Regions from separate parts of the Homo sapiens genome. Here region 1 is linked to region 2. The links are chromatin loops, found by intact Hi-C in ENCODE. Cell type or tissue: endothelial cell of umbilical vein. All regions are shown on one strand.

Region 1 (2,500 bases), 160 kb after region 2:
ATGTAATCTTTTTATCCCTCACCTCCTCCCAAACTCCCCCCACCTCTGGTCCCCAAGTTAATTATATCATTCATATGCCTTTGTGTCCTCATAGTTTAGCTCTGCTTATAAGCAGGGAACATACAATATTTGGTTTTCCATTTCTGAGTTAATTTGACTTAGAATAATGGCCTCCGGCTCCATCCAAGTTGCTTCAAAAGACATTATTTCAATTGCTTTTATGGCTGAGTAATATTCCATAGTGTATAATACCACATTTTCTTTATCCACTCATTGGTTGATGGGCACTTAGGAATGACTATATTTTCCAAAAAATAAAATTAATGAGAAGAGGGCTATTGTTTTAGAGTTTTGCAACTCTCTTTAATTTTGTCTTGATAAACGAGTCAATTGGATTATCATATTTGCTTCTGCATTCAGTCTGTTTTGATAACACATGCGGTGGAGCCCCCGGAAAACTTTAGTACACACTTGTGAGAAAATAAGAGTAAAAAGGACAAATAATGTCTTTGTATTGCTATGCAGAATCTCTGAAAATATCTTAAGGACCCTCAGAATTTCCTGGTCTACACTTTGAGCATAACCGCTTTAGAGACTGCTGTCAGAAGAAAAGACAATTTCAAATGGATTCAGACAATTAAATTCAATTTTGGATATTTTAGTAAATGTTTTACTTCAATTTTGTATTTTTGCATAAGTTAAAATTTAATTTAAAGTAGTTTTTAATTGCTCAAAAATAATAGCATAACAAAAATATCATTTCATTTGATTGTCTTCTGAGATGCAGAGTAGTTGACTCACATACCATTTGTGAATCCTAGAACAGGAAAATTGCTGATATTTGGTGGTGGGATATAGAATCAGCGGTAGAATTGTGGCACAGGGCTTTTCCTTGGTTTATGCTAAAAGGGTTAGAGTGAGAGCACATTTGCTGAACGAACAGTGGCCTCTATCGGCCAGAGAAACTATAATTTCATTAGTGCTTTTGGCATCTGAAGCACTTTTTTTTTTTTTTTTTTTTTTTTTTTTTTTTTAGTAAAACCTTGGCAGCTGTACTACAGGTTGAGTATTCCTTATCCAAAACGCTTGGGACCTGAAGTTATTTCCCATTTTGTATTTTTTTGGGTTTTGGAATATTTGTGTATACACAGTAAGTTATCTTGTGAATGAAACCTAAATCTAAATACAGAATTTATTTACATTTCATATACACCTTGTACACATATCCTGAAGTTAATTTTGTATAATATATATATATTTTTTTGAGATGGAGTCTCGCTCTGTCACCCAGGCTGGAGTGCAGTGGTGCAATCTCGGCTCACTGCAAGCTCCACCTCCCGGGTTCAAGCCATTCTCCTGCCTCAGCCTCCCCAGTAGCTGGGACTACAGGCACCCGCCACCACGCCCTGCTAATTTTTTATTTTATTTTATTTTTAGTAGAGACGCGGTTTCACCGTGTTAACCAGGATGGTCTTGATCTCCTGAGTTCGTGATCTGCCCGCCTTGGCCTCCCAGAGTGCTGGGATTACAGGCGTGAGCCACCGCGCCTGGCCAATTTTGTATAATATTTTTAAGAATTTTGTGCATGAAACAAAGTTTATGTATATTGAACCATCAGAAAGCAAAGTTGTCAGATGCTGAATTTTCTACTTCTGGCTCATGTCAGTCTCAGAAAGTTTTTGATTTTGGAGCATTTTGGATTTTTGGATTAGGGATGCTCAACCTGCAGTATAAATTAATATTTAATATTATAATTACTATATCACTGAGTTTTTTTGTATGAATTCCCAAGAGTCTTAAAATTTCTAATAAAAGTATGTCTATTATATTTTAAAGGATAAGGAAAAACATTTTTTGCTTTAGGATAACTTACACTATGAATAATTAAGGAATTCTTATGTTACTTTTTCTCTTATTTTACCCATCTCATTCATTTGGAAATGTTCTGTCTGCTTTTTTCTTTTCCATGTCTCTGATTTCCCCCTTCTCTCTCCCCCTTCCAATGCAGGCAGCTCTTTTCTGGCTTTATCTCCCTCATTTTTAATGTAATTTTTCCACTAGTCAGTTACTACTATTCTTTTCTTAATCTTATTTAAATTCTACTCGCTGCCCACCTAATTTGAGCTGTCATTTTTTTCATATATAGTTTCTTTATTCATGTAATAAGGAATTCCACAAACTTTTTACATTTGAAAGAGATTCATTGGCTGGTATCTCATGCCCTTGATACATAGCAAGATAGTGGCAAAGCCAGAGCAAGAACCCTCTTCTGCAAAATTTCCAAACCTACATTGGCCCATGAGTTTGAAGTTCAACCTGCCAACTTTGGCCTTCAGAGCCCAGTTTTGGTCCAGCCAACTATTTTTATCTGACATGTCTTTTGCCACCATGTGTAGGCAAACTACCCACCACTACTACCACAATTGTTACTTCCTTCCTACTCTTCATTTTCAGCCCTTCTCACCTTACATCGATCTTCTAGTCTGAGCTCAAATATTAG
Region 2 (2,500 bases):
GCTGAAGATGTCAAAGGATGAAGATGTTAAAATCACAACAGATCTAAAGATCTCAAGAGTTTCTATTTGCACGTCTAAAATTGGGCAACACTTTGTTCCATAAAGTAAAGTAAGTGTTCCAAAGATTGAAGCAGAGGAGGTTGGCTTTATAAACAAAAAGAACTAAAGAAAGCAGAAACAAAAACCAAAAAGTGGATTGGTCATTTCAAAGTTACTTTCCTTGTAAGGCAGGTACAGGGAGATAGAACAATAGAAAGATAATGGGTTGGTTAACATCAGGTACTTCAGGTCAGTCTTTCCTGTAAAGATTAAAACAGAGCTTCATTATTATGACAGAAAGCGAAAACTGGCCTCTTCAGGCAGCTAGGCCATTCTCTCTCTCTCCTGATTTCCCAAAAGGCCAGATAACAACTCAGTTTCAGTTTGGTGAGCGTGGGTGACTCCATTTTGATTTTTAATCTGGTCTTCTGGGGCCCAGTGCGGGAATTTAGTCGAAAAAAAATGGCCTCCTAGATTTTGTTTAACAAAGGTGAACAAGTTTTGTTTAACAAAGGTGAGGAAGATCTGGAGGTCATGGCTATGTTAAGTTTGAGGTACCTTTTAAGCATCCAATTGGGTAAGAAGTTCTGGGTTTAAAATAGGAGAGAAATAGGAACACATTTCACACTGAAAGTCATAAGGCTGGTTAAGATGACCAAGGAAGGGAGTGTAAACAGAGAAGAAAGGAACTGAGCTCTGGGGCACTGTAACTCTCTGAGGCCTGGGAGGAGGAGAAGGGGCAAAGGAGAATAACAGGAACAATCAATAACGCCGGGGTCTTGGAAGCCCAGGAAAGGAAGCATCCAAGGAGGAGTCAGTGAGAAACTGTGTCAGGTGCTGGTGGAGGCCAAAAAGTGAGGACTGTGGAGGTCAGTGCAGGGGAAGTTGTCAGGAGTGGTGGCGATACAAGGCTGATTGAAATGGCTTTAAAAGAGTATGAAAGGAGAGGAATTGGACAGAGCAAATATAAACAACTCCTTTACAAAGAAAGGGCAACCAAAGAAATGGGACAGTAACTGATGGGAGAAATGAGATCAAGAGCCTTTTTAAAGATGGAAATAACAGCACTTTTGTAGGCTGATGGAAAGATCCAGTCAAGAGGGAAAAATGGTAAGGGTGGAGAGAGGGGAGAATTGCAGGAGCCAAGCATTAGAGCAGCAGGGAGCAATGGCTTCCCTAAGGTTTACAGTTCTCCCTAGCATGTGGAGTGGAATCTCTAATTGGGATCAAGGAAGGAATTTTAGAAGACAGGGTGGACTTTATCATCTGCAGCCTGTTCTGCCTACTCCTAAAGCTGTTCCCAGAAGTAACTTGCAATCATATCATTCAGGTCAGGATGTTTTAAGAGTGTAAAAGATTCCAGACAGGTGAGAATCAGAAATCCTAAATAACTGAAAATAAAGTAGTTGAGGCCAAAGTTATATTGTATTTTAAATTGTATTGTTTCCCCACCTAGTGGTCAGAAATCAGTTTGTTACATTTTCTGCTATTTTTACTCAGGCATTTGAAGAGAAAATGAAATGGGTCAAAAGAGCATGTTTATCATTTTTAATGTTCAAATCAACACCTTTTAGTGTAATACATTTCTTGGTACCTTTTTAAATTATAATTTTAACATCATAATTTTTCATATTGAAACAGAATCAATGGTTGTGTTTTGGCATATCAAACAAATTACATGGTTATTAATAGTAATGAGACAGGAAAAGTGATGTAATAAAAAATAGTAAATAATGGGAAGTGACTAAGGTTAGAAAAGGGAAGGTTCAACAGTTCTTACCCTGAAGTCATTCATAGTTAGTTTAAAGGGTTTTTTGGTTTCTGTTTATGTGTGTGTTTTATTTTTTGTCTGTAAAATTGGAGGAAAAGTAAGAATTTACCATTATAACCTTTTCATTAATTAGAGATGCTTAAAATGTTCTGAAACTTGAGACTTGCCGTATCAGTAGCCAGCTGCCAGATAGTCTTCTCTCACACTAGTTGGAAAGTGTTGGCTTAAACAAGTCAGTTTTCAAATTCCTCGTGGGTTAAATATAGGAAGACATGTTCCAGAGAAAAGGCCGCAAGATTTTACTCCCAGTAAGGCAGGTATAGAACAAAGTTTAATGTGTCATGTAGATTTCTTCCTCCTTCTTTAAAAAAAAAAAAAAAAAAAAAAAAAAAAAAAAAAAAACCTGCTGATAATTAAAAGCTAAATGCATGAATAGCCAATAAAGTAAAAGGCCAGCTGGGCATGGTGGCTCATGCCTATAATCCCAGCACTTTGGGAGGCCGAGGTGAGCCAATCACATGAATCCAGGAATTCAAGACCAGCTTGAGCAATATGATGAAACCCTGCGTCTACAAATATATATATATATATATATATATATATATATATATATATATATATATATATAAAAAATACATATAATATACATATAATGATAAGGGTGGAGAAAGGGAAGAATTGCAGGAGCCG

What was found. Peaks named below come from ENCODE experiments on the same cell type or tissue, not always from the same donor. Only the 100,000 strongest peaks of a DNase experiment are listed, where the experiment ranks them.
Region 1: it touches region 2 in a loop (13-fold over the local background); 6 of 110 quality-filtered maps call a loop at or near these places.

What each region holds. Positions count from the first base shown.
Region 1 is chr5:38,992,954-38,995,453 of GRCh38, reverse strand. All of the region lies in intron 6 of RICTOR (RPTOR independent companion of MTOR complex 2), which reads left to right. Among named protein-coding and RNA genes, the nearest start is that of RICTOR, 80 kb to the left of the region's middle. In endothelial cell of umbilical vein, a CTCF peak has its summit at 961; a DNase peak (open chromatin) is centred at 933.
Region 2 is chr5:39,148,094-39,150,593 of GRCh38, reverse strand. The region is part of intron 3 of FYB1 (FYN binding protein 1); the gene reads left to right. Among named protein-coding and RNA genes, the nearest start is that of FYB1, 70 kb to the left of the region's middle. In endothelial cell of umbilical vein, a CTCF peak has its summit at 1,486 (motif pointing left); DNase peaks (open chromatin) are centred at 1,523 and 1,863; H3K27ac peaks cover 1,242 bases.